Linked DNA regions of Mus musculus: region 2 is linked to region 1. A link is a loop called in an ENCODE intact Hi-C map of the cell type or tissue named here. Cell type or tissue: left cerebral cortex. All regions are shown on one strand. Links, peaks and the distances in the headings refer to the core of each region. The heading gives the core; the rest is flanking DNA. Region 1 has its middle 39 kb from the start of Gm39384. Region 2 overlaps Lca5 (Leber congenital amaurosis 5 (human)).

The links. A loop is a pair of places that touch in the nucleus more often than their neighbours do. Peaks named below come from ENCODE experiments on the same cell type or tissue, not always from the same donor. Only the 100,000 strongest peaks of a DNase experiment are listed, where the experiment ranks them.
Region 2: a loop joins it to region 1, with 2.8 times the contacts of the local background. A loop is called at or near these places in 31 of 42 quality-filtered maps.

Annotation. Positions count from the first base shown.
Region 1 is chr9:83,604,105-83,619,415 of GRCm38, forward strand. No RefSeq gene overlaps it. Among named protein-coding and RNA genes, the nearest start is that of Gm39384, 39 kb to the left of the region's middle. In left cerebral cortex, for the core only: a CTCF peak has its summit at 6,030 (motif pointing left); DNase peaks (open chromatin) are centred at 4,215, 4,990, 5,701 and 6,004.
Region 2 is chr9:83,380,080-83,395,390 of GRCm38, forward strand. Lca5 (Leber congenital amaurosis 5 (human)) reads right to left here. Exons shown (of 8, transcript NM_027448.2): 8 at 13,337-15,311. The coding sequence ends at 15,096. Among named protein-coding and RNA genes, the nearest start is that of Gm46123, 36 kb to the left of the region's middle. In left cerebral cortex, for the core only: no CTCF peak of the experiment used is centred there; a DNase peak (open chromatin) is centred at 8,076; H3K4me3 peaks cover 243 bases.

The sequences.
Region 1 (15,311 bases), core at 2,546-10,545:
GGGTTTTCTCCCTGCCGATCAGTTTCATGTCACACTCTAATGAAATCACATTAGTAGATTTCAAAGATTTGGGGTCTAGGGCAGTCCAAAGCATGGCTCCATGGCAGATGCCAAGGACAGTCATCATGTCTGAAAGCCAGCAGTTTGTCAGTAAGAGGGCATACCCTCTCTTTCTTGTCTCGCCTCCCATCTTTGTGATAAATCGCTCTTGGTGTGCTCTCAGAAATGTGGGCACCAACTACCTAGGGTGACAGCATGTTGTGATAGCAACAGAATTCCCATCTCCAGCATGGGAACCTGAGTACTCTCACGGCTGTCCTACTAAGTGTTCATTACCATTCCAGCATCCACCCAGTCTTTATTTAGCTGCTACAATGACTATAGCATTTATGCCTGTGTACAACTTCTGACCAACAGCAAGACTCTTTCCCCAGTCAAGACTCACCTAGGCCACCATGCTGCCTGTTAATGAAAGAGGCCAGTGGGACCAGCTCTCCTAGTACAGCTTAGCTTGGAACCCAGTGTGCAAATAATTGCATCTGCAGTAAGCACAAACAAACACCGCTGGAATCTAAACAGCTGCAAGAATTCTGCCAGACCCATACAGTGATGTGGAGGACCAACTAAATGCGGAGGGTAAATGTTGGTCAAGGTCAGTTTTCTCTTAAGGTTTTCCCATTAGTAACAACTGCTTATTAGTGACTTGGCAAGTGGCTCTTTCTTGCTACTATTTTCAGTATGTTATAATTTACATTCTGGTGATTTGCTTGTGGAGTTGGTATCATACAGTCCTTTGTACTACATAGCAGAAGGGAAAGGGGCCTCCAAATAAGGTGTGCAGCCAGGGCCTGAGAATCTGTGTTAAGTGTGTGTGTGTGTGTGTGTGTGTGTGTGTGTGTGTGTGTGTGTGTGTGTATGTGTGTGTGTGTGTGTGTGTGCGCGCGCGCGCACGTGTGTATGTATGTGTGTTGTTGTTGTTTGTTGTTGTTGTATTGTGCTGGGATTGTGGCAGGGCTTCACACATGGCTTCAGGCACTTCTACCATACAACTATGTCCCTAGCCTTTGAGCATTTTCTTCCCTTTGTACTTTGACATATGTCTGTAAGTTAGTGAGCTTTCTAAGAAGGGGGTGGGGGTGAGACAAACACTCCTTTCGCTCTTCAACAATGGCATGTCACCAGTTCATGCCCAGATGCATTTAGTCGAAAGACCAGACCCTGCTCATGTCTTCCAGGACTGTCTTGTGGAGTTCGCTGATGCGAAGTTGAATGCTTAAGTCTGTATGCTGTTGTTGGAGAATGTCCAGTGCTTTGGCTATGCTACTGTGAGTATGAATGTTGATATAATATACTGTATAATATTGCAGACATCGCTTCTCTGGTGTATTTAATTGTCTTTAGTTTGCCCTGCTTTTGTACAAACAGAGTCATTTTGTACTTGTGTGTCTTCTTTTTACTTGTGGGCCATAAATTTGTCACGGAGCTGACTGTCAGATGAAATACGTGCAGTTTTAGCGTGTGCAACAGTATATTTGGTAATTGACTGTATGACCATGTGCTAAGAAGTCCTGATTTTTTTTCCCTTACTTTATAGCTGGAAGTTTGATTCCTTATCTCTCTTATTTTTTTCTCCTGCTGACAGCTATAAGTTTGAAATATGTTATGTTAGCCTAAGACCAATTAAGAGATAAGAATCACACAGTGATTTAAACAAGGCAGATGAATATAAGGAATTGCTGAACTCTGATTTAAAAAAAAAAATTTAAGCTTGTCAGATGTGAGAAACCCCTGGGGGTGATGGAGACTATCCAAGAAGGGGAAGCATGAAGGGAGGCTGCCCTTCAGACGTCCTTGAGGGAGATACTGTAGCAGTTCCTGGATGGTAGGAAGTTCGCAGGTCAAAGAGGAAGCCACCCATAGAGCACAGGCTAAGGCCTGGCCTGCTGAGCTAGTGAGCAGCCATGCTTACAGAAGGAGCAGATGGCAGTGCCAAAGGGAGGCCTGGTGCAAATAGCGTCCATGCCAAAGGGGTTATCACATTGCTCAGGCCAAAGGTGCAAGGTCACTAAAGAACTATGTAGACACAAGCTACCCACACTGCTGACCTACTGTGCAGCAGTCAGGCACAGTAGGAGAGCCACGTCTCTCGTAGTATCCCTCCAGTATACCTCTACTGAAAAGGCTAGCCCCTGGCCCTTCAAGAGAACAATGATTAGTGGAATGCTCTCTCTAACCACAAAGCAGCAATTGAAGAGAGAATTCGCAGCTACAAGAAAATAAATCAGTGACTGAGACATGCCACCAAGGGATTCCATAAAAGGAATCTCTAAGTGACATCTGGAGCCAGTCACTTTAAGAGCTGAAGGATGAGACTGCCAGTGTTTTGTAAAACCTCAGTCATTTAAGTAAAAATGGCTTACAGGAAATATGTACGCCTTGTTGGCCTGACCTCACTGGAGAGCTAGCGATTTGTTAGGCTGAGGAATGGCCTTGTCACAAACACAAGTCCATCTGGAAGACAGAGTTTAGGCTTGAGCCGATCCTTATTTTGATTGTGTGGCCGATTTCATTAAGCTGGTGAAATTTAATTTCAGCCTGTGTGTGTACACACACCTGTGATCCCAGAACTCGGGAGGCTGAAGCAAGAGGATGGAAAGGTTGGGGTCAGGATGGGCTACATAACAAACCCCAACCTGTATTTGTTTGAGTAGGAAAAAAAAGGAATACTATGGTGCTGAAGTATATATGGAAAGCTTATGATGTAATTTCTCATGTGATCTGGGATTCATGGTAAGCAGTAGCCTGTTTTTAGAGCCTTAGCCTTAGCCTAGTCCCTTGACTTCCAAAACAGTGAAAAATATATATATATATATATGTGTGTGTGTGTGTGTGTGTGTGTGTGTATACATACATACATATACATATATATATCACAATAATTCTAAAGGCCCTGGCTCTTACAGCACGTGCTTGGCTGCACTTGAATGTTCTCATCATCCCGCCATACACACACATTGTTCTTACTCCTGCAGCAAGTAAATAACTGAAAAACAAACAAACAAACAAAAAACCCTTCTCCATAGCATCTAACCTGTTTGCCCAGAAGAGGTCGTCTGAAGTGAAGGACCAAGCGAGTCTCAGGAAATGGCAGGTGATGGATGCCATGCGCCCTGACTCTCAGTTCAAGGTATCCAGTGAGTCGCTGAGTGGGTAGATGGTTGGATCAGTGATCCTGCCACAGACCCCCCCCCTTTATTAACTCTGGGGAAATGCAAAGTCAAAGAAAAATGACTAACAACCTAATTGGTCCTGAGTGATGCCTGGTCAGTGCTGTGCTCACCAACGCACTTGAGCCTCTGTCTGTCCCTGGTCCACGTTTGGATGTTCTCATGTGTACCTTGGGGATTTGTGTGCCACTAAAACACGCTGACCAAGTCAAGAGTAGCAGATCCAGATTCAGAAGGCCAGTACCATTCTCCGCCTCGATGAGCACTTGAAAGCCACTCCCAGCGTGGCTGCTCACAGCGCCTTCCCCATTGCACCGGCCAGTGGGCCTGGGAGAGGCATCGTAGGAGAGGCGTCTGCAGTGGGCCCTTCTGCACAGTGGGCTCCAGCCTGTGGATTATGTGCTGTCCACAGGCAGGCCTGAATACCGCTGTTGGCTGGATGCTGACCGCCTTCATCAGAAAGCCCAAGTTTGTCAGACATTAAGTGCAGTGTAAGCCACGTCGGGAGATTTGGGACCTTGATCTTAGCAAAGTGCTAATTGAAGAGCCTGGTTTTTCTTTTCAGTAGCTAAGGAAGGCTTGCTGCTGCTGCTGCTGCTGCTGCTGCTGCTGCTGCTGCTGCTGCTGCTGTGCTACACAAATACAGCCAAACCTGAGACCTTTCTGTGCTATCCATTTTCTCAGTATGAACAAAATTCACTTAATTTCATGCATATTTTGCAACCCTTAACTACCCAGTCAGTTTAGACAGTGACAACTTTTGGGTTGTTGCTCTGACTGAGGGGGAATAAAAACAAAAAAACAAAAAACTCTGGCCTTCCTGGGTTTCTTACTAGCCTCAGTCCTGGAGTCAGAGATCAATAGGTGCTGCTTGTAGAAGTAAGACAGGAATCTGGCAATTTAGAAGTTAACTAGATGTAGCCCTTAATATATGAGCTAACGGCTGTTCAGTAGTTTTCTTAGGTAGAACAAGTGGGTGGATGATAAAAAACAGTGTGTTCCCTTGTCTTCCAGTAGCTGTGATTACAGTCAAAGTGAAGTTCTGTGCCTAATAATAACTTCAGTTACACTGAAAGCCAGTGGGAAGTGACTGCACATAGATTAAGTGTAAGATCAGGGAAGCTCTCATATTTTGATTGATATATAGACATATTATATAACATATAATATATAATACATATATATGTATACATACATATATATATATATATATATATATACACACACACACACACACACACACATACTAGCAGATAATTGTCTCAAGCTTTAGTTCTACTGAGTTGCAGAGATAAAGCCTAGAAGTATCTTTCAAAAGGCTGTTCCTGTGTCTTAGCCGGCCGACATTGTCTGGGCCAAGGCTATGAAGCATGACCTTCAGCAACCATAAGTTACAAAGTCAGTGTAACTGCAGAGAATGGCACCCAGACAGTGCTGAGGGGCTAGAGAGTTGGCTCACCAGGTAACTGTGTACAAAAGACTCGAATTCCGTGCTCTGCATCTGCAGCTCACCTGGCCTGTAATCCCAGCTCCAGGGGATCCAGTGCCTCCAGCCTCCACCTGCAATCTTGTGCAAATACCCACACACATGCACGCAGCTAAAAATAAAATACATTTTTATTTGAAGTGAGTGATGCTAGTGGCAAAAGGAATGGCTCAGCCAATGGTGTTGGAGGAAATTGTCACATTTAGCATTGAGACAGCGTCCCTGCATCTGGTCATATGGAGGAAAGGGTGAAAGGTCACGGAAGGTCATGTGGGACAAGATCGTTCTTGATAGCAGACTTGTCACCTATCTCCAAGGCTGTGCTGGGTACTTTTTGTCAACTTGATACAAACTAATCACATGGGAAGAGGGAGCCTCAGTTGAGACTTTGCCTCATTAGAATGGCTGGTGGCCACATCTGTGAAGCATTTTCTTTATTGATGGTTGATAATGGGACGGCCCAGCCTACTGAGATCGGTGCCACCCTGGGCAGGTGATCCTGCCTGAGTTCCCACCCTGACATCTCTTCATGGAGGACCATAAGCTGTAAGACAACACAATGACTTTTCTTCCCAGGTTGCTTTTTATCATGGTGTTTGTCCCAGAAACAGAAACCAAAGTAGAACAAAGGCCTTCTAAGTTCTTTTATGTAGCATTCTTATTTCAAAATAGTTTCTAATGAGCAAACTCTTAGACACGGAAGGCACCAGCCTTTAAGTGACTCGAGGTTGGCCATGGTGTTTCCAGATCTCTAATGAACTCTCTGATGCCTTCCCACGACCTTGAAAAGCAACGTGACTCACAGTTGATTCTAAAACCGCAGATACATCTAGTGGGAGGGAAACTACTGGCATATGCTATACAAAGGTAATCACTTCTGTATATAGATCTGGGTATACTTTTAATAAAGAGGTAGTTAAATAACATATCCAGTCTGTGTGATGGCACACACCTGCAGCCTCAGCTGTTTGGGAGGTTGAAGCAAGAGCATTGCTAATCTGAGGCCATCTGAACAGATAAGCAAGACCCATCTAACAAAAGGAGCCTGGATATTCTAGTGCTAAAGAGGAGCATAGAACAAAAGGGATGACATTTACTGGTAACCAGGTACATGATTTCATCCCTTTAATTTTATACAGAAAGGGAGAAGAGTGATAATGGTCTGTAATTCACACACACACACACACACACACACACACACACACACACACACACACACGCTGGATAAATCTTGAGAAAGCAGTATGTATTGAGCAGGCTGGCATTTGTATAACAGGGCTTGGGCAGCAGCGACACCTAGAGGCCTGATGTCTAGATGCAAGTAGAGGGCTTCCTGTTCATTTTAACCATTACCAGAACAAATGAAGAGAACCCTGAAGGTGGCAGTGGCCTTTTCAGAAGCCTTTTGCAGCATGTGAATCTTTACACGACTTTAGATTGCCTAAGGCGTCAGGAAACCTCATTCTAGAAAGATGGGGGGGGGGTGCTCCTGTGGAGGGGAAAGTCTAGCCTGAGTGGAAGCAGACCTGCAAAGGTTTACCTTCTGCAAGCTCACTGTCCAAGGATCGAGAGTTTTCTCTAAAGTAAATTATAGAACAAGTCAGATTCTTCACGTTATCAACCACAGGATCTCATATGCTTTGCAATAGAAAATCTGTAACTATGATGCAGGCTCTGGGGGAAGCCACACAGTGCCCGGGGCAATAGAAAACTTTACTTGCTGAACCAGCAGAAAGTCAGGAGCAGAAACACTATGGGTCGGAAAGCCACAGTGATCAGCCCTTCCTTTGCTGCTAAGGAAGAGGAATTACCACACAGGAGAGGAGGGAAGAGAGGCACAGGGGCGCATCTCTGTGACACTCTCCACAGCAACATTAATTAACACTGCAGCGACTCCCTGCTGCTGACAAGCCATCTAGATGTGGCGGCTCCCAACATGGATGCATGTAAAATTCAGGCTAGAGGTCTCACAGGCTGATGCCAAGAGTTAAGTGGGATGGCTTCTGTTTGTTCCAGAAGAAAATCAGCTGCCTCGTCTTCTCGGCCCCTTGAGGCTGCCTGGTTGACAGTCACATCACGAATCCTAGCATGCTACTTCCTGTCTCTTCCTTTTGCTCAGACACTCCTCCTCATTCTTGAGAGGACCCCAGTGATTACCTTGGGTCACCATACATAATAATCCAGCGTAACCTCTTCATCTCCAGGAGCTCCCATCAGCTTCCTGCTGCCGCCAGGGTGAAGTAGTGCATCCGCGCACTATCTTTAGCCAAGAACATTATCCTGCCTACCTTGAGCATTGCGCGCGCTAACCCTGTGATCCAGGCTAAGGATATTTAAAGTCCCTGACTCTAAAGAAGAAAGGATGCGGATGAAGCAAATAAATCAGATTTCTAGCAGCGTTAACCAGGAGGAGGTTAGTTCAGATGAGGCAGTTAGTTCTATGTCTGACCGATAAGGAAGAGTTAGCCAAGTGAATAGCTTTAAAACAGAGCAAATAACAACATGCAAAGGTTCAAATGTACACATACTTTATTAGTTGCTATGATCAATAAGATATTCGATGATTTTACTAAAAGTGGCAGATGAGGTTTAGCTATGTTATGAGAGAGATTCTCCTACGAAAATATCTCTCTGGGGGTGGGGGAGGGAAGGGAGGGAACAAGAAAAGAGAGGGAGAGAAGGAGGGAGGGAAAGGGGAGGGTGATTTCTCACAAAAGCATTACTTCTGTGTCCTATAGGAGATTGTACAACCTGGCCAAACAGTCAAAGATTTCAAAAGTATTTTAATCTACCTCTTTGTTAGCCATGTCTAATGATAAAAAGAAACTATAAAGCTAGAACTGATGACCCAGTGAAAATATTAAAAGAACATTTCTAGAAAGATGTAAAATATATATTTTTTTGTGAGGCTCTTTCACAGTTCTGTTCTCTTCCCGCTAGCCTCAGGAACAATTCAGGGAGATTTTCATTAAGTTTGAAAAAAAAAATCTCCATGCTAACAACCCAAGTGTGAGTTGTTAAGACACGTGAGACAATTGTGATATCATTGAACCATTTCACGCCAAAGAGCTTGTGAAACATCCCTTCCCTACTAGTTATAGAAATGGTCTTTGATGTTGAACTCCTGAATGTGGCCTCATCCACAGCCGGTGCGTACATCACAGGCTATGGAAAGGGATGTGAAGTGTGGCCGGAGACCTGGGAGGGTCAAGGATCAGCGCACAGCCTGTGAAGAAGGTTCCCTTAAAGAAAGCGGGATGAACAATAAGCTCACTTTGCGCCAGGCATTGCACAAAGGTTCTCGTGATAGCTGACCTTGGTTATCAGCTCGACTACATCTGGAGTCAAGTAAAACCTAAGTATCTGGGCATGCCGTGAAGAGTCGTTTGAGGTGGGGACATCCACCCTAAATCTGGGTGGCACTTTCTGGCGACAGCCCACATATGACACAGAAGGATACTTGTGTTATTTGCCTGTGTGCCCTCGCTGGCAAGTTTGTACTGAAGCATCCCTTTGCTGCCATTAAAACCTGCTTCTTTGGGATCCCAACATAGATGGATGACCATCAGCATTCTAGGACTCCAGCCAGATCGGGACAATAGGGACATCACCCGGTCCCGTGGACTGAACAACTACCAAACTCTTGGGTTTTATATTATATTAATTCTTGGCCTAGATAATAATTTTACCAGTTCTGTTCCCTGAGAGAGAACGCTGACTAATACAGTTCCCCACCCCGAGGGAACCATGGGCCAGCTACACAGTAAAGATGAGAGACAAAGGTGTGCATATCATTCTGCTACTTTAAATATTACGTGACTACTTCAAAGGGGTCCACTAGCAGGCACAGCGGCCTGCTCTCTAGCACTGAAAACAAACAAAAAGGACCCAGAATAAAAGTGCATAGAGGGGGAGCTTTTTAACCCCTTTCTGTCATGGACAGAGCACCAGAAATATCACGTTAGAGGAACTTATTTGAAAACTCGAATTACGATCCATAGAAAGGAGTTTCTCAGAAGAGCCTCCATCAGCAGTAGCAGCCTGTGCACAGGCCTGGGATAGAATAACGATTTGGAACCAGCACAGGCAACCAGGTGTTCTGAACAAGGGCCTGGTCATAAGGGGACTGGAATTTCATACTATGAGATTTGAATCTTTAAGATCTGGCTACTGAAAGCGTGGCCCAAAGATCATCTCTGTGGCGGCCACTCCAGTCAGAATTCCATTTTGACAAGGTCTTTGGGTGATTCACGAACACGTTGATATGTGAGAATTGTTGTTATCGGCTCAGGGAAACATTGAAGGATTGCAGTTAAGAGTACCAAATAATTATGTCTGGGTTTTAAGGAAATGAGTGGATGGCAGGTGAGGGGTCGGGGTGAGGGTCATATGAGGACAGAGGTCTATTGACTAGTTAGAAAGTCACCTCAGCGATGAAGACTTGACCTGAGGTCACAGCCATGAAGATGCTTTGTTTCCTCCTGAGGGAGAAGAGAAAGGAAGGCACGAAAATGTTAAAACTCAGCTAATGGATGGTATTAATCCAAGTAGGGAAACAGGCTGTTTTGAGATGCAGGTGAAATGGCCAGTGTAAGCACATAGGCTCACCCCGTTGACATCCTGGTGGCTGTAATGAAATAGCCCATGAAGTCCCAGAGGGCAGAAAAGGAGATATTGGCCAACATGAGAAACCAATATTCACCATTATAGGAAAAGGCAAGGGGGAGAGAAACCATCCAAAAGTCAGGGCAGGCGAACACGAGGACACAACCTTGGGATTGGACTCAGTGGAAGTTTTTGGGCGAAGTGCTTCAGTTTTCCCGAAGTCCTGAAATAGTAAAAAGAAATGAAATAGATCCAGCCATGCCTGAAGAGAATTACTAAGGACAAAAACAAACAAACAAACAAACAAACAAATGTAAGTTTGGGCAGGTGGACTTCTAGTAGCAAATGTGCCGGCACCCCACAGAAACACAGGGGAACCCAGAAATCACGCAGTGAAAATGAGAACAAGGAAGACAGAGGTGCTGGCAGCCATGCGGAGGTGTTCACAGACAGAAGACAGAGGAGCAATTCAGACGAGCTGGTGGGCAGTGGCTGCATCCTTAGGAGCATTTTCAGCCTTGTACAGGCTTCCTGATGGCAAGGGCCCCTTTTAAGCCTTCCTGTTGGCTTAGATAAATAATGGCTTCTCAGCCAGCTGGTCAGGCTTAGCCATGGGCTGGAAGCACTCTGTGCAGGCCTGTCCCTCTTTGCATTGCACTAAGTATAATCCCTTAATGCACTAGAGACTGGAAGGGCTTCATTAAATATAGTCTTAAAGTTATCATAGTCTCTGGGCTGCAGATTGCTGTTTTGTGGTACGTTGGTTTTATTTGTTGGCTGGTTGGTTTTGTTGTTTTTTATTTAGGGAGAAAAAAAATCCATCCATGTGCTTTTGGGGATCCTTTCTACACAACACAAAGCTTGGAAACCTTGGCACAGACTTATGGCAAACCCTCCAGACACCTGAGTGACCAGCTATGCTACTGTCTGCTAGCATAACGCAATAATGAACCTCAGTTTGAAGATGCCCTTTTATTTCCATACAAATTTCCCTCCAGGTTTTTCTTAATTAAAGTTAAAATGAGAGAATAATGGTTATGTCTGTAGGAGTCCTAATTTTTATTCAACCATTGTGTACAATGACTCTTCCTCTAAACCAATACTATGAAAATTTTTCTTTTAATTGCCTACTAATTGATTTAGTTCAGTTATTGACCCAATGGGGTGGTTTCCCGTATATGGCATGCATTTCTTTAATGGCGTTTAAGGGTAATAATTTCTAGTTTATAACCTTCATTCCTCTCATTCACCTGGTACTAAGTCCAGCTTCCAGCCTTATAAGCCTACTACTGAGGCATGGCTGAAAGACCAGCCACAGGTCATGGGATCATCACTTGCCAGACAAAGGCCAAAGACAACTGAGCTTTGTCCCATAGAGAGAACCCATCTGTACAGAAGGAAAACCGGCTCCAAGAGAGATCCAAGTGGTTAAACAAAGGACCACATACATGTCAAGTATCAGGGAAGGCCTTCACCAGCCTGTGCCATGTGCCTGTGCCTGTGCCATGGGACAGATGACCAGAATTGGCTCCCTAAAGGACTGTGGAGGGCTTTTGCCTAGTGATGGAAGCTATGCTGCTTAGATGATGAATATTGGAGACATCTGCTGCATCCCAAATCCACCATTTGTTCTGAGCATGGCTACAAAGCAAAGCAAAGTGAACTCTGACCTTGGGAGAAACAGCTTTGTTCATGGTAAAGTCTATGATGTGATGTCATAAGAGATTGCAGCATCAGATCAGAAGTGGGGGACAACAAATGGGCAGTCCTCTTTATAGACAAAGAACAGTAAAGTATAAAAATTGTCAGCAACCCCAATAAGGACCTGGATAGAATAATGCAGGTACTCTTAAAAAATCCACTGAGTGCCAGGCAGTGGAGACACATGCCTTTAATCCCAGCACTTGGGAGACAGAGGCAGGTGGACTTCTGAGCTTGAGGCCAGCATGGTCTACAGAATGAGTTCCAGGACAGCCAGGGCTATACAGAGAAACCCTGTCTTGAAAAACCAAAAGAAAAAAAAAATCCACTGAGCACATCTGTTCTAAGCAAGTGGCTATCCAAATTTTTGTTTTACCATGACCCATATGGAAAATGTATATCACACATTAAAACTAAGTATACACACATGTAATATATAATTAAATTTTATAAACATTATTTTACTGTACAGAGCTCATAGACATTGCCTAGTCAGTCTTTCTCATATTTCTAAAATTTATGCATATTTATGTTTTGAAGGTCCTACAGTCAAGGTGTCAGCAGAGTTGGTGCTAATGGGCATCTTGGAGTGACTATATCCAAATTTCTTCTCTTTAAAAAAAAATATTTATTTAATGTATAAGAGTATACTGTAGCTTCAGATACACCAGAAGAGGGCATCGCATCCCATTACAGATGGTTGTGAGCCACCATGTGGTTGCTGGAATTTGAACTCAGGACCTCGGGAAGAGCAGTCAGTGTCTTAACTGCTGAGCCATCTCTCCAGCCCCCCAAATTTCTTCTCTTGTAAGGACTCTAGTTATACTGGATTAAGGCCCACCCCAAAGACCTCACTTAATTATGACCAAAGCCCCATGAATCATAGCAAGACCTGATCAGGCTTTGTAACAAGCAAAGCTTCAGTTAGCAGTGTCAGGGACAGGACAATGTCTAATGCTTTATCCCCGAACACAGAGACATTCCAAGACACTGAAGGTCATGGTTTCAGTGTCTAAGTTTTGGTTGAGATAATAGTGTCATACCGTCCTGACTTCAAACAACAAGTTAATGTCACAGCCTGCTATCAGTGGTGACATGCAGTTTGTAAACATTGTTCAAGGGACAATTGAGTGCCCTCCCTCATATAATTTACTGTTGATCCAAGGCTTAGTGTGCTTTTCCTGCAGTGGGCCAGATCATATATATTTGAAGCTTTATGAGCCATGCACTCCCCTTTGTTTTCTTAACCCATAGAGAATGTGCAGTCTTACCTCGCCCTTTGTGTACAGTGGAGTTGATGAAGTGTGTGGACTTGTCATCTGGCTGCCTGCCTACCTGACAGGCACTTCCTTAAAGCATTGCAGGCGAGGACCTGTCACTCACTCAACTTCCTCCAATCTGTTTCTAGGTATAAGCAAGCCTAGGAATAGTCTGCGTGCCTGAGGACGAGTTTCTAACAAAGGAATGCTAACTAGAAAGCACAAATATGCCGCCTTAGTGTCTGTTTTCAAATGCTGAATCAGTTAAGTCTGTCACAAGGAGGGAAGAAGGGACGTGTCTGTTTAGTCAGATCAGCTCTGTTTTAGTTGGGAGGCTGACTCTGCCACCACGTCGCTACCACAGTTTGTCCCATTCTATGTAGCCCATTCACAGAATGCAAGAGCTGCATTTCCTCCACATTAGCAGTGCTCTACAGGGCTGGGTAAAAGAATAGGGAAGGAGAGAGGCTAGTGTCTACCTCTCCTTGTTTAGTAATGGCATTCCCCTCAGGGAGGGGAGGAGGGGAAAGGGTCCTTGCATTCCCTTCAGGGACACATCCCCAGCGAGCTAACTTCCTTCCACTAGGCTCGACTTGCCAGAGTTCTGCTGCCTCTCAGTTGCACCCCAGGCTGGAGATCAAGCATTTAACACGTGGGCTTTTAGGAGATATTTAAAGTCCAGACAACAGAAGTTTGTTTGTATAAAATTAATTGCAAGATCAGCTAAGATGACTGCCTCCTTCTCTCCAGATTCCTGTCATGTTTTTTGAAATCGATGTGTTGGGTTGTCTGTGGGCCAAGTTTAGCTAAGGGGAAGTTGAGTTGAGGAGATGTTAAGAACTGTGTGGTTCACCATCACTGTCTGCATTGGGATCTTACTGCCAGGAGTATGATGAGCTGGAGGAATCCCCTCTCTGCCGATGGTGCCCGCTCACATTAGTGATGCAGTGATGCAAGGCCTGAGGGACTCATGTTATCCCCATGTCCAACATCAGCTGCCGAAAAGGCTTATAGTATAGAACACTGTAGCCATAAGCTAGTCAGTGGGAAACACTGCCCATAGTCAAAGTATAGACCAGAACCTTAATTAAGTTCTTCCTCTTGTCTCATCAAAAGCCAAGTTCTCTCTGGTTAAAATGTAAGTGGCAAGGGTTATGTATAAGGCAAATGTATACCTTTTTGTTTTGTCTGTTTCTTTGACTTTGTCTTACACTCTGTGTGTGTGTGTGTGTGTGTATGTGTGTGTGTGTGTGTGTGTATGTATGTGTGTGTGTGTGTATGTGTGTGTGTATGTGTATGTGTGTGTGTGTGTATGTGTGTGTGTGTGTATGTGTGTGTGTGTGTGTATGTGTGTGTGTGTGTGTATGTGTGTGTATGTGTATACATGAACAAGTGCTCACTATAACGAATGTGTAGAGATAAAAGGACTACTTGTGAGAGTCCGTTCTCTTCTTCTACTATGTGGGTTATTGATACAGAACTCAAGTCGTCAAAGCCTAGCAACAAGCGCTTTTGTCTGCTGAGCCATCTCATCAGGCCTTCCCTCTTCCTCTTCCTCCTCCTCCCCCTCCTCCTCCTCCCCCTCCTCCTCTCTCAGTTGTTAGTGACAAGTTGTACTTTGTACCAAGGGCTCCAAAAGCTCTGTTTTAACATGAGACAGCATTCCTCTGACTCAGGGTCTGTCTCCTTGGGAGCTTTATGTTCAAAGTTTGCTAAAATTTTCCTTTTGGAATAAAGAAGCTCTCCAAATCCATTCACATCGCTCTTTTTAGAGTCTATGTTCTTCAAAGTAAAAAGACTGGATTCCATGTCCACCCAGGTACACAGGTGAATCCAATGTAGCCAAGTACTGAAAGAGATGGGGAAAGACTTGAGTGGGATTCAAGTCAGCATATCTAATTTTGTTTTCTTAACTTTAAATAAGCTCCAGGTCTCATCAAATTTGAACTCACTCCTGGACACCAGGAGAATACCTTGATCAGTTCTATGAAATACAAACAGCCTCTTTTCTCAAAAAAGCAAGGTGTTTTAATAATTAAATCATTAATAAATTCTGATGGCAGACTTGCTACCCACTCCAATGTTTTGTTTGTTTGTTTGTTTTGTTTTGGTTTGTTTTTTTTTTTTTTTTTTTTTTGGTCCTGAATGAAACTCACAAACACACACACACAGCCTTTATATTTTAATATGCCTTAAACTGCACAATAGCTGAGTCATTGCCTAACCTCTACTACTTCCCGCCGATAATTCCATAATTCCGAGTTACTGCTTACTAAATTCTGTGTTCTATCTCAGCTGCTCTGAGCCGCGCTGTCTCGGCTCCTTCACATGGCAGCTACGCCTCTCTGTCCTGCACTCTTCTCAGGCGTGGTGGCTTTCCCTCTCCTCTTCCCAGTCCCAAGCCCAGGAAAACCTAAAATCCCTCCTCTGTCTGTCCTCCCCAGCTATTGGTTGTTGATATCTTTATCTACCAATCAGAACCAATTGGGGGTGGGCAGGTTCCCAGAAGCTACATGCAGATACTCTCACGCAGTTTTGGGGGGAACATAATTAGCATTCATAATACAAACAACTCCAGCAGGGCCTCATTGGCGATGTGTCCTGTGATGCTGATGTTCAGATGGCACATCCTCCACCTGCAGGCTCTTCTCTCAGTGCCTTGGGAGCTCCGGCTCCCAGGCGTCCAGGCACATGTTTGCCTCGAGGTGTTCTGCCATTGGAAATCATCTTATTGACATTCAGGGGACAGTTCTATCCTCTATTTGAAGCCTTCTTCTGTCACAATGAGCAGAGGTCCCTAAACCTCAGAAGAGTCACTATCAACTACCTTTGTGTCAGCATTTGTTGCCCAGAAAGCCCCATGGTCCACCCTGCTGTAAATCATGATGGACACTAGTGCCATAGTCTCTGGTGCCTACCTCTGGATGCGTCTCTTGTTTCCAAACAGTTGTCCCTTGATCTGGGACTTCTTACTGGTCCTCTTATGAGGCAAAGAATGCGCATTAAATAAATCATATTTAAGTTCTAATTCCA
Region 2 (15,311 bases), core at 3,962-11,961, 220 kb before region 1:
AAAGATAATGCCAACGAAATCCTTTGTGGGTGAATGGAGCACAGGGAAAAGAAGCATTCTAGCTGTTAACATCCTGGTTAGGGTCTATTGTAGTAGACATTAGCCAAAAGAGTAGAGGGAAAGGGGGTGAGACGCTGGAGAACGCCTCAACCTTTCCTAATATCAAAGGGTAAATATAGGCAAAGAAAAATCCACATAATGGAAAGATTTTTAAAAAATTGCTGACACAGGAGTGTATAAAGTAACAGTGTGGAACAAAAATCAAACTTATCTGAATAGCAATAAATGCCAAGTAACTTAATATATACATCGAAAGTGCTTTTCAGGCTGGATCACAAAACAAGGCTAAAAATAAACGGGACTCAAATATACTTCACAATAAAGACAGGACCAAGATCTTAATAGGAAAGGTGAAATCCAACCCTCAAAGCATAAAGATCCACAAAAATGAAGACGTTCTTAAAGCTAATGGCCCAATTCACGGCAACGACGTAATTATAAATCTTTTATGCATCGAATACCACTTTAGCATATTGTATGAAGTAAAAAACTACAGCAGCTACAATACAAATAGAAACATCTCTTAGTATACAACTCACCCCATTAGGCCTGAGTGAACAAGTATATAATCTTATTGCTAGACACACACACACACACACACACACACACACACACACACACACTACTTGAAAAACAACTGGACAACTGCTCTTGATTAAAATTCTTAAATAAAATGAGAAAATATATGTGTTTAACATGAGGAAAATTAAATCTATCTCAGCCCCAAAGTTCAGCCACATATAAAGGGAAAACAGTTTATGTGTTCCTATTAAAACTATGCATGACACAGTTATGAACAACTTCAGCACTATTCCAAAGGCCTGTAGCGAGCAAGAAGCCGAGAAGTACAAGTGGTGCCCTATGGGAATACGGATTTAAAAATGATCATTATAAAGATGTTTATATAGCCCAAAACCTCAAAAGTTAACTTTTACATATATAAGCAGTGGTTGTGTCAAAGAGTCTATGAAAGAAAATGGTGTATTTAGTAGCAATGAGAAATCAAAACGGGCCTGGGGATACAGCTCAGTGGTAGAACACTCAGTATTCAAAAGGCCCTAGGAGCCATCCTCAGCAACACAAAAACCAGAAGATGCCTGAGAATAAATGTACCGAGAAATATGCAAACACTGTGTAAAAATAATCCAGCAAACCCTTACAACACAAGTGAAGTTTATAGAGGAACTTCACAGTCCATATCCTCAGAAAGGCAAGGCAGCATTACAGACATATCAATGTTGTTTTAATAAAAATACCCCAGGGGATGGAAAGATGACTGAGCTGTTAAGACCACTGGCTGCTGTTCCAGATGATCTGGGCTTCATTGGAAGCATCCAAATCCTGGTAGCTCACAACCAGCCATGACTCCAATCCCAGGAGATCTGACACCCTCTTCTGGCCTCCATGGGCATTGCACATATATGGTACACAGACATAATATGCAGACAAAATTCCCACCCATAAGCATACCAGATAGATAGATATAGATAGATAGATAGATAGATAGATAGATAGATAGATAGATAGATAGATAGATAATTGATGATAGATAATTTATAGATGAATGAATGAATGAATGAATGAATGCTTAATATCCCCAAAGGTTTTTTTTTTAATTAAACATTTTTTAACTAAGTATGGAATGTAGCTTAGTTAAGTATCTGCTTAGCACACAAAGGGTCCTAGATTTGATCCTCAGCACCGAGGAGGGAAGAAGCATAAAAGTTTGTCAAGCATGGAGATGTACGCCAGGAATCCCAGCACCTAGGAGTGGGAAGCATTAGGATTAGACGGTCTGGCCCAGTCTGAGTTACATAAAAAGACTTTTGAAAACAAGAACAAACAAAACTTCTAAGGTCTTTAAAGCATAAAAGTGTGTGTGTGTGTGTGTGTGTGTGTGTGTGTGTGTGTGTGTGTGAACACTGAAAAACTTTAGGTGCGTTATAAACTTAGAGTCTAGTGCCAAGGCTCATTAAGATGAATTGCATGGTTTCCAGTAAAGGCAAGGCAGCCACTGGCACATGGAAAGGCATGAAGCAAATAGAACAGAATCAGAATCTGAAATAGTTTCTATTGTGTATAATAATTTTGTATGTTATAAAGACGGAATTTCAAAATGCATTGCATCAAACTTTGAAGTAACAACTAAGGTTTGTATTTCAAAAGTTAGAATTTCAAATCCAACCTTTTGTTTTTGTTTTGTTTGTTATGTGAGGAATTGAATAGAGACCCTAGAGCAGGCCAAACCCTTAAATGGACTTTTGTCAGAGTCTGGAGGTAGTGGTACATTGGCTTTAATCCCAGCACTTGGGAGGCAGAGCAGTCAGATCTCTGAGTTCGTGGACAGTCTGATCTACAGAGTGAGTTCCAGGACAGCCAAGGCTACACAGAGAAACCCTGTCATGGAAAACCAAAAGAAAAAAAAAAAAAGAAAGAAAGAAAGAGAGAGAGAGAGAGAGAAAGAAAGAAAAGAAAAGGTGTCAGGATAGCTTGGTAGACATTAGGAAAAAAAGTTATTTCTGTAGAAAGTGAAATAGAATTTTGAATCTAGAATGATTAAGAATAAATTACAGATAAAACTTTAAAAAGTAAATATGATGGATTAAAAGAAAAATCAAAAGATAAGAATAAATATAGGGATTTATTTTTATTTGCATTTATTTATATGTTGGCCTTTGGGGTTTTTTGTTTCTTTGATTGTGTTTTGTGGTTTTGGGGTTTGTTTGTTTGTTTGTTTGTTTTCTTGATTTTTGTTTTTAATGTCTGTGCATGTTTTCCATGCATGTATGTTTGTGCATGCAATGCCTGCAGAGACCAGAAGAGGGAGTTGGATGCCGTGGAACTGAAGTCACAGCTGGTTGTGTGCCGTCCAATGTGAGTGCTGGTTCTCTATGAGGGCAATACAGCTCCAGCCTCACACTAGGGGGTGGGGAGGGGTTCCCCTAAATTATATCATGAAGGGGTAATGTAACACATCAAAAGAGAGATCAATAACCTGGGAAAGAAAGGATTGGAACAGGCAGTCGTAGAATAAATGGTGTCTAACATCACCTCACTTGGAGTGAAGTGAATACAAGCATTCTCAACAGTATTGAAATGTCTATGAGACAGTCAAAGTGGGCTAGTGATTGTGCAAACGATATAATCCTAGAGGACAATATCATATTAACTGCTAACCAGCCATGCCCCACTCCTGGGGTCCTGACCCAGTGTATAGATAACCATGTGAAGCTGATACACACAACCAAGTGGCGAAGCGTCTGTAAGAGCAGCAAAAATGCCCCCAAGAGCATACTGGCAATTAGCTCTGGTATGTTTATATACATGCAATATCATGACACTATTGTTTGTTGATGAAGATGCTATGTAATGATAGAAAAAGCTCATTGGGTTGGCTTCCTGGGGCTGCCTCTGCAAACTGCTGTAACTGGGGTGGCTTTAAAAAGCAGACATGTACACTGCAATATGGATAAATACTTTGTGCACTTGAATGGCTAAGGAAAAGCAGGTGAAATCTTTTTTTTTTTCATTAATCATTCCGTTCTTTACAGCTCACATGATATCTCCCTTCCTGGTTACCCCTCCACAACACCCCATCCCATCTGCCCTCTTTCCCCTCCTCTTTGCCTCTAATGAGGGTACTCCCCCACCCACCCACCTACTCCCACCTCACCGCTCCAGCATCCTCCTACCCTGGGGCATCAAACCTCTACAGGACCAAGGGCCTCCCCTCCCATTGATGTCAGACAATGCCATCCTCTGCTACATATGTATCTTAGCCATTCAAGTGCACAAAGTATTTACTCATATTGCAGTGTCCGTTATATTATTATAAATATATGCATCTTGCTTCTATTCTGGATTATTCTTTCCTTGAGTTCATTGCTCCACATTGCATCCGAACATTAGCTGCTAAATCAGATACTAATCAGACGCTGTTGCCTCCCCTCCCCTTCAGTCCAGAAACGCAGATATTGCTTCCGCCAGTTTACAAGGCTGAGCACTGCGATCTAGGCAGATGCGCACATGAGATGCTCAGTGTTTGCAGACAGAATGAGTGCAGTATTTATAGACGAGCGAGCTTTAAAGGCTCTGGGTGAAACGCCTGTGGGCTTAAGCCCTGGCTCTACCTCTCATTAACAGCAGGATGAAAAGTGCATTCTTTAAATATTTTTAAGTCCTAGTGTCCTTGTCAACGTACTTCTTTAAAATAGGACACCTGGATGGTTCATTTCAAATGTAGAGACAAAGTATGTACTCACCAACTCCATGTCTCTGATTACCAGGTGATTTTGCTCTTGAGGCTTTTCTTAGATAATTTACAGCACAAATTCTGTCAAATTCTATTCAATACAAAATTCCTAAATTCACTATGAAATCCACATTAAAAATATCTTGGCTTTAACATGTTCTGTATAAGGGTGAGTTCAAAGGGCACAGTATACCTGAATAAAATTATTTATGAAGCTCATCAATATGTATAACTGCTATCTGTCAAATAAAAATGTTTTCAAGAGGTACTCATTGGTTAAGAGGCACTGGATGCTCTGCCAGGCGACCTAGGTTTGATTCCTAGCCCCACAAAGCTCACACCTGCCTGGAACTCCAGCTCTAGATGAACCTATGCCCTCTTCTGGTGTCTAAGGGCACCAGATGGTCACATGGTGCATCAACAAACAGACAAAGCAACAGTATATAAAATAGATATTTTTAAATGTTTCTTTAAAAAACGGAAATGTATGTCCTTCTATTTGTGTAGATTTGAAGTTTTTATCAAGGTGTTTGTACGGTCACATGCTTTCTGAGGACCCTGGAAGGGTTCTGGTTGAGCTCCTGTCTTGCTTGTGGTGATCCATTACAGTCCTCAGTATCCCTTGGGTTGTGAACATAAGGATAGTCTTTCTCCATCATCACATGGCATCCTCCATCACACTAGGAAAAAGTGGTTGTGGGGGGCGTGTATAGGGGAGAACTTAGGGGGGAAGGAAGAGGAACTGGATGAAAACACATATATGCATCTATGAAATTCTCAAACAATATTCTTTTTTTAGAAAGGACATCAGTGTTTGCTTGAACAGCTGTGAGTCGTTTAGACGAGCCCAACCACCACGGTGAGGAAGGTACCAAGAAGCTTACAGACATCACAGCAACACAAAACAAGCTAGCTTAGACTGGACAGTAGTCTATAGTGCTTCCCTTTGCACCTGTTACAGAAGCATCCTCAGGAAGTCAGCAGGAAGAGTTTAGTTGCACGTGGGGATTTTGTGACTCAGCTTAGGGGCTGTGGAGAACAAGAAAGTGCTGCAAGTCTTTTCATGTTATCCTATGTTCTGAACCACAGATGGCACTGGTCCAGAGAGTCCTGTAAGAGGGTGACAGAGTGAGATCTGTGGTGCTGACAGGGGAAACGGGGATCACTGGAGCAAGACACAGCCAGGAAACAGACAGGCAGAAGCCCTCAGAGCAAGCAGCTCTTCCGATGGGTCGGTAGAAGGAGAGGTTTGTTTCATCTCATCTCCGTTTCCCAGTGGCTGGTGTCTGCCGAGGCCACAGGGAATATCTTCAAGTGTCTTCAACACCACTTGGAAAATTTAACAGAGGCAAAATGATTAGTGATCAAGCCTTTCAGAGTAAAAGAATGGCTTTTCTTCCCCCCAAAATCTTCAAAAATCAAACACCTTTCCTATTAATAGGAAGATAGGAGGGACCTGTGACTTCATTAACTGTAGAATTGAGGTATCATTTTTGAGGCTTTGAGTAAAAATGAGGAATTCTTTTTTAACTTTTGATCCATTCTTTGTGAATTTTATATCATGCAGCCCAATCCCACCCATCTCCTTGTCTCCTTCCCTGCCCTCTGCCCTTGTACCTCCCCCAAAGGAAAAAAATCTTGTTGTAGAAGCTGTAGTATGTCCCTGTGACCTATAGTATACCCTTTTGTCCACACTTCTTTGCTTTCAAACATTTACTGCAATGAATCACTGGTCTAGTTCAAGGTCTCTGGCTTTTGCTACACTATCAATACTGGACCCTCATTCAGACTTATCTTGATATCCTGCTGTCACCTTATGTCATGGAGCTCCTGCAGCCTTGGACCTGTAGGACCAGCCCCTTCACACACTCCAGCAATTCATATTTGGGGTAGATGTTGGGGTGAGTACATTCAAAGCCCTACATGTGGGTGTAGGTGGCATGTGAACTGGTCAGCCCACCAGCACTCCCACACCCACACCACCAGGACACCAGCACTCCAGCCGATAGCTTACCCAATGCAGCAGCTGCCAAGAGACAGAGCCAGCTCTCCCACTTCCATGCCCTTGGGCCAGCTCACCTGCACCCAAGACAGTAGAGCCAGCTGTGCGGTGAGGGATAGAGTCAGTTCTCCTGCCTGCCATAGGTGATGAGGGGCAAGGGGTGGGGTGAGGAGGGCATCTCTCCCTCACCCATGACACCACAGGGCAGACAAGCTGTGAAGCCACCTTGTACATGCTCGCCCACTGACAGCCAGCTCATGCCCTTGTCACCAGCTCTATTGTGCTGCCCAAGTGAGGTGCAGGGCCTCTCTCCCGAGTACTGCAGCGGGTGAGGGATAGGGCCAGCTCTCCTGCTCTCCTGAGGAATTATTTTTAAGGAAACCACTTTAAAGGTACAAGCTAATGAACCCATTTTAGTTTATTACAACCCTTTTTCAACTCATGTGTTTTGCACACTAAATAACCTTGTGCAGATTCCTGACTGTAGAGGCCAAATGCGTAGAATAAAGCTCTAAATCAACATCTCTGCTGCAGACCTGCCTTCTGTGTGCTGCCTGTACATGTCTGTATGCATGTTCAACAACTCAATACATTGAAGAACAGGCTATAAGCCAGGCGTAGTGGAACATGCCTATAATATCAGCACACATAGCATCAGGGGAGGAGGGTCAAGAGCCCAAGGCCAGCTCCAGCTACAAAAAAGATCTTGAATTAAACATAACAAAATGGACCAAAAAACAAAGGTGAATTGAAATGAAACTACTTGGCACTTCCTCTCAAATCTGCTCCTCTAACAGTCCTTATGGCTGCTCCTGTTAGTGTTTCTGAAAGCTTCTCTCTCCCTCCCCTCCATCCAATTGATTACCGAGAGCTGTCAATGCTGTCTCATAAATAACTCTACTATTCATTTATGTAGTGGATTCTCACTGACTCTTTCATTACGTCTTATCTGCGATTCCTGAGTTGTGCAATCCATCTTCTGCATTAGTATGGAACTGATGGTTGCAAAATGAAAATCGATGTCACAGCGACATTTAAAATTCCTCTTATGGTTTCTAACACTTGCGTTATATACAATAGAAGCCATGAAAGCACTTGCTAAATGAAAAAAAAAAAAAAACAATTAACAAGTGCATCATAGACAGGGAATAGACACAGTTACTGACATCTTCATATTTATTAGCCATAAAATAATTGTTAAAACACCACCCAAATAAAGCTATTTGCCAGTCCTGAACCTCAAAAACAACTCTCCATATGGAGTCAATTACTGCAGATGGATTTCTATTTTTCTTTGTAAGCATCTTGATTTATTTTACTAAATCAACCAGGGACCATGATTGCAATTTGTATAAAATTTTGGAATCAAATACACCGGTAAATAATAACAATCATAATAACCACAGTGGGAATTCTGTAGAGCACACACACAATGGATATAGAGTCTCTCAGTGGTGATTTAAATTCAGAATTCTTTCAGCTTCAAATCCATGGACACTGGCTCTCCCTAAAATAGATGACTAATTCTCAGTCACTAAATTATTATTCCATACACATTCTTCCCGTGCATACCTAAATACATTTCTGTGATGCTAAAAGCATTCGGAGTTGGATAGCACTCATCTTGCTATAAATTTAAATGCAACCTGACCTGTATTTCTATGAACGATAAAAATGCTACTTGGGCAATCTAGCTTGTGCAGTTAATCAAGAGAATTGTGTCTTTAAGAGTATCCTAGCAACATGTCTGAAATCGAAGGAACACCCAACTGACACTGCCCGTGGATTTAATTATGCCGCTGGACTCCATCAAACTTTCTAGTTCATCAAAAGGATACTTAGAAACAGAAACAGAAATTAAGCTACAACTGAAATGGCTGGGGAAGAGGAGAAAGAGGGGAGAACGGCATATGTAAATGAGGCCACTAGAGCATGTTTCTGAGCAGGCTCAAGGGTAAGAGAAAATGAACAAAGTTCCGAGTCCAGTGGAGGGGCCAGAACCATGCATTAATTACTTAGGAGACTGCTAGTCCCCAGGCAAAAGTTGTACTGGGGTAATCACAGTTTTAGAAATATGTTCAAAACTTGTGCTACAAGTTTTGTAGCTAATAGTGCTCCAGTTTCACTGACCAGCCCAGTGTACATTTTCTGGAGTCTGCCTTGAATAACGTACTTGGGACACATCAGGAATCACCAGGAGTAGTTATTTTTCTACCATCATAACCATTACCTCATCTCCATTGTAATTTTTTTTAACATGGATCCACATTTGGTACAATAACAAATTCCACACAAACAAACTTCCCAAACCAGGTCTGTTTAAGATGAAATGGCTTGTCTGTTTGACTTGTAGTAAGCTACAAAGCCAATGAAAGACATGTGGAGATTTGCATTGCAAACAAAATCCCACCTCATAAAAACCCAATGTAAATTGACTATTTTGTTAGAGTTTCTATTGTGAAGAAGACACCATGGCCACAGCAACTCTTACAAATTAAAACATTTAACTGGGGATGGCCTGAACATCTGAGACCTCAAAGCCTGTCCCATGACTACTTCCTCCAACAAGGCCACAGCTCCTAATACTGCTACTCCCTATGGGCTTATAAGGGCCATTTTTTTCAAATTACCACAACCATAAATGACACGGAATCTTTCCAGGTGCTCAAGGATGCACAAGAGTTCAAGTAGTTAGTTCTATTTTACTTTTACATAAACCATCTCCTGCATGCAGACTAAACCTTTAAAAATAATTTAGTATTTCTTAAGTTGTATTCACAAGTTTTTGGTTGGACCACTAAGAACACACACATGCACAAGCACTGATGTGTATATGCACACACACACACACACACACACACACACACACACACACACACACATCATTTTCTAAACTTTTAACAAAAAAACCTAAATTACTTTAAGAGACAGGAGAAGCTCCAGGAGTGGCCAGGCCGGCTAACCTCAGCAAAGAAACTATGTCTCAAAGTAGGAAAGCCGGGACCATCACCCTAAGAAACACTCATGTAGCTTTATCTCCACTCATGAGCATAGCCTTCACACACACACACACACACACACACACACACACACACACACACACACACACACACACACAAAATTTTGAGATAGTTTCTTTCTAGAGAACACACAGTGTAAGGGGCAGTGTCCCCATATCTCATCTGTACACTGGCATTACAAGCTCCAAGCACCGGATTTGAGTTTGCGAAATACTGCAGCCATTCCTGTACATAAAAGGACACCTCCTTTCCCTCTGCTTTCCCTATAAAAGTGGTTCTCAGACTCCAGCTGTGTCTATCAGGATGCCCTCGAGGGCTCATTCAAATACGGATGCCCTCTGATGCCGTCTCGGCACAGGAGGCTTAGAACGTAGCTGTCAACAGGCATCTTTGCCCAGCTTCTACATGTTTCAGCAGTTCTGAGGATGCATGAAAATTACTGCCTGAAGCATAAAGCAGATCGATTTAAATGCTGCTCAGTTTGTTCAAGAGAAAAAACAGTGTCCGGTCCAGAGAAACTATGCCTGCCTAGGATGAGGTATGCTTAGATATTTACAGAAAACTAGACTTGAGTGCCATGGACCTTATTGTACTATACAAGTGCCCTGGACACAACACACCATTTACCTGGTCAGTGCTTTTTGGGTCTATTGATTTTACATGCTTTTGGAAATTATTTTAAGTGGCATGCGGGTTTGTACTCATTATTTGAAGGATTCTCCCTGTCCCAAATACTACCCATAGCGCATAGATTAGAAGCATATAGTTTCAGGCATCTATCACTGGCTGTGTATGAACTCTTGATTTCCTGTTAAAATCAGACATAACAATGCCCTGTTATATAGATTGTATGGAAAAAATGTACCTAGCCAGAATCAATTCCTACTGCACAGGACATAGATTTTAATCAGATCCGTTAGTGGGGACAGGCAGCTAGCTCTCTTTAGCCCTGGAATTCAGGGGGTCCCCCACAATGCTGCCTGGGTGGCATTCTCTAGCAGAGTCCAGCACAGAGAGTGAACATATCACTGCATAACATGGGAAATGACCCTTCTGACAGTTTGTAGACATTTTAGGGAGATAGTGCCAGCTGAAGGAATCACTGTACACTGCTTGAGGCAGACAGGAAATCCCTTGCCTTCTGATTTCTCCGCGAGTACGGCAGAGAAGCAAAATTCCGTGCAAACTCGCTTCCCCCACAGCCACAGTTGTTCCTTCATGGAAAAGCCCAATGCCTTCTCTGGAGGGCTGCAGCCTCTGCGCGAGTCAAGAAAGATGAGAACCATCTTACCTGAAGATGGCTAAGGACATGCCTACCTTTTCAAATGTTCATACTGACAGCCTCAGCTATTTAAAAGATATTTGGATGGCGAAGACTGCTTTGTGTATGAATGCAGTGAGTCCATTTGTGCGTACTGTGTGTCCATGTGTGTGTGTGTGTGTGTGTGTGTGTAAGCCAGACGCTGACATAAGGTATCTTCCTTGATCATTCTTTTGCCAAACCTAAGCCCATCCATTTGATTTGGTTGGTCTAGCTAGCTTGCATGCCCCAGGGGTCCCAGCCCCTATGCAGAGGCAACAGGCAGACAGTCGCTTTGCTATATCCCTTTAGTCATCTCTACAGCCCATGTGTGCATCTCTTAAATACAGAGCCAACAACACTACCTATCTTACAACGTGCTTCCTTCTACTCTCTTCTTCTCCTAAAAATATACCACTTCAATTGATTCTCATAAGCATGCCCCACTTCACATATACAGAACTCGAAGACCAATTATTTGATGAAAATTGTAATTGGTAAGCAGTCAAGTCTAACCTATTTCCTGACCTCAAAGCCAAATGTGTTTTTATCCTGTTTTGACTCATTTCTAATTTTTATTTTGTTATGGACTGACTTAATATGTTTACAAATGTAGAGGCATGTGCCAGAAATAAACTATTAATTTTTTTAAACAAAAAAGTTTTTTTATTGAGAATTTAAGAAACACATACAATATGTATATATATATATTTTTTTTTTAACCACATTCACCCACCGTTTCTCCCATACACAACTCCCCTCAGATCCACCCCCTCCCAACTTTGGGTCTTAAGAAAAACCAACTCCAGTTTGTGTAGTCCACGTACTCATGGGTATTGGGTTGGGCCAACCACTGGATCTAAGGGAACCTACCAGAGGCTGCAATCTTAGAGAAAGCTGACTGTTCCCAGCAGCCACCAACTGTCCAAAATGCTTCATCAGTGAAGCCATGCCTTCCCCATTCCTAACCTTGTCCTGAGCAGGGCAAGAGCAGAGTCCATCCTTCCCTGATTAAGGCAACCAGCACAGAGAGTGGGCATATCACTGCAAACCATGGGCAATGACTCTTCTGCCAGTTGGTAGACATTTTAGGGAGATAGTGCCAGCTGAAGGGATCCTGTAGATTTGAAGCTATCAACTTATTCTTACCAAAAGATTACCTGAAAACAAGACAAAGCAAAAGTAATAGATTTTGTAGAAGCTGGGTTTTGTTTGCTTGCTTGTTTGGTTTTATTTCTTATGTTGTGAGTATTGAGTACAACATTCTACCTATGAAGTCTGGGTATACGCTGTAACACGGGTGACGTGTTTACCTCAATTCTAAAGAAAGCAAAGATTGACAAAGTACCAGCTACTCGGGAAAAGGGAGGAATAAATGAGCCAAAGGACACGAAAGCAGGAACTGCCATCTCGGCCATTTGAAAACTGTGCTCTTCCCTTTTCTTAATTCCTTCTCCATAACAACCACCAAGCAGCCACATTTGAGTGGCTGTGCCTCTCAGCATGGTTTTGGGTGTGTTAACTCACTCAATGGGTGTATACAAGCCCCGCAAGGTAAACTGCCTCAACAGCAGAGCTTTGCAGAGAGAGAAAGGAGAACGCAGTAGTTCTCAGGCTTCTCCAGACACGCCCGCTGTAGCAGAAGTGGGGTGGGAATTAACGCCTGCCACCTAAGGCCCAGCATTGTCCAGACTTTTTAATCACTGTGAGGCTTTTCCTCTGCCTCATGCCACAAAACCTGTCTTGAGAAACTCTTCCCAAGTTCTTTTTCTGCTCTTCTGTAGAAGAGCTCACAGTGCTAAACAAAGGACGGTAAGTACAGACCCAGGACAGGGTGTCTTTAGTATGGATACCTTATGGTTGGGGGCTTAGAAGCTTAACTGCTTACGGTCTTGTGCAACCAGTTTTGGGGTGTGTGTGTGTGTGTGTGCGTGTGTGCGCACTCGTGTGTCTGCTCCATTTTTTTCAATTATTTATTTCAACTAGCTATAATAACAGCAGCTGTTTATCAAGTGCTTGTACTGTGCTGGGCACTTGGTGAAGCATTCGCCTCCTTGTGCATTTCCAACAGAAGACTGTTACGAACTAAGGAAGCCACAGCCCACAGATATAATTTGCCATGTGAGGGCAGTGCCTACAGGGTGTGTCTCCACCCTCTCTACTCACCTCAATAAGAGGAGAGCACTTTCAATTGATCTTTTTAAAATGGACTTTAATGTGAGAAGGGTAAGTATTGTGAAGCCAAGGGAAAAAAGAAAGACTTTATGGTGTTCTCTTTGCCGAGTTACGGAAATCTCTATGTGTCTAAAGCACTCATGCTGTTGCTTCGGGACACTTTTCCCTTCAGGTGTCCTGAGCAGCCAGGGACTCCAGCTTGGAATGGGAAACGAAGATGAGGAAACCCAGGGTCAGCCAGAAAACAGGACTGTGTTCCCACTCAGCTTCATCCTCCCTGCCTGCACCTTCTCTCTATTACCACGTGAAATAGGTGTCCGTGCAGGAGTTATTAAGGTCGAAGAGATTAATTAGAACTATAATTACCTGATAAGACGCCCACACTGTCTAGCCTGAGTTAATACGAATTCATGTGCTTCAACTAAAAGTCCTGAACAAAATAAAGGTGAAAAATTAAGTACTAGCCCCCCGGATCCTGCTTCCATGGCCTGTCTCCCACGATAAAGTGTCATTCAAATAAAGGATCCCAGTGTGTTTGAACCTTTTATTAGTAAGAGTTCTGAGTACAAATAAATTTAACTTGACATAGAAAAAACTGATTTGCTTTCTAAGTTCTGTACATTTTAATATCAAATTTTAATCCTAAACATCATAATGCCTTTAAGCTTTTAACTTAATTTAATTTTGATAATTCTTTGTTTCATTGGGTTAAATAGTCTTTTAAGTAGAAAAAGGCATAAATATAATGAAAATAATGAATAAAAATTTTTCTGGAAAAAAAAACAATTTAAAAACCTTAAAATTAGAATACTTTGGTAGAAAACTTACAGCCATGAACAAAATTAACATTACATAATGCTTTATCAAGAACTGTGTCACAAATAACATGTTTACATATATTACAATGATTTGCAATATAGTAAATGCTTATTCACAGAAGACCTAAAATCTTCTTTTGAGAAAAGTTTTAAATATTATTTAGCACTTTAAGAAGAGTCTGTTACCAAAAATATGACAACAACCCAATCCAGGAGGATGACAGCAATACGGCTGTGAATCAGGACCGACCAGGGAAGGTCTTATCAAGTACCATGGCAACCCTTTCCCCCAATCAGTATGTATGCCTTGCGTAAGATGCACACTATGAACAAATGGACACACTGCTCCAGTCACCCATGTAACATACAGTGTTTCTCCTCAGCTGATTGAGTACTGCTCCAACAGACCAGACCAAGTCAGTAAATGCCCCTGCAGCTGTCCTGAACTGAGTGGAAGGAGACCTGTGCCTTTCAACAGGAAACTATTGCATCTCCTCAGCCAGGCGGGAACCTTCTTTGTGAGGCTGCATCAGCATCTGTCCTGTAAACCCAAGAGTATCACACTGCTGTCTCCTGAGTTGGAGCACAAGTTCAAATCTTAAAAATATGTATTAAAATTTCCAAACATATCACTCCGGAAACATAATTGAGTTGAAAATTATTCTGTGTTGGCCTGTCATTTCTTCTCCTGCCTGTATTTGGTAGAGAATCTTCCACCTGGTCACCAGAATACTGAGTGTACAGAAGAGGAGAGGAAGGACAGAGCGCCCGAGCCTCCTACAGCCACGGGGAGGGATGCCATGAAGGCAACCGTGTCTCCTGTGCTCTACCGTGATCCACGCAAGTGGCCAGCAGAACAGCAGTGAGTGGCTGCAGGCCTGCAACTGAGGAGTAGTGATTACTCCTCAGGAGTAACTGTCCAGTGTATACTTCAGTGCCCGGGGATATTCTCACAAGGAAGGAAGTCCCAACTTTATTGCCATCACCATTCAAGAGTGGCTTGGCTCTGTCACCTCAGACAAGGACACAGCTCCTAAGTCCCACTGCTGTCTGCCACCTGAGGTCTCTAATCCTACTGCAGACCCTCAATTTCCACTTAGCCATTAGTAGAAAAACAATACTTGGGCTCACTGATGTTGGATCAAAAATAGAGGGAAAAGAAACGAGGAAGATTCCAGTGAAGTGAAACTTCCAATGTGCTAGTTTGGTGAGACCTAGCTGTAAAACAGAAAAATAGTACGCAACAACTCTCCTTTGGGTTCATTTCAAAACAAAAAAGCATTCTTAGCAATGTGGCTTTATGGTACGGCACTATTTGTTTAATTGTGCCATATTTAGCCACTAAAAATTACTCCCTCCTAAGGCTACTTTACCATTGAAAGTTTAAATGTTTATAATAAATACTGTATTAAAATACTTTAATATTTACAATTGAAAAATATATATATACTCTGTGTGCTCCAGTCAGTCATCTGAGGGTAACCTCTTCAATGTCCTCATCAACAGAGTCAACGGCCGTGACTGTTGGCTTATTGCTTGCGTGCTTCAACCGGTGTCTATTTGGATTAAAACTTCTTCCTTCCCTGAGGAAAAGGTCTTCCTCTTCATCGCCAGGCTCCCGGACTCTGCTGTTTCTGTCCCCAGAGAGGAAATGAAGAGGGTCCATGTCACCTCTGCTGGCAGC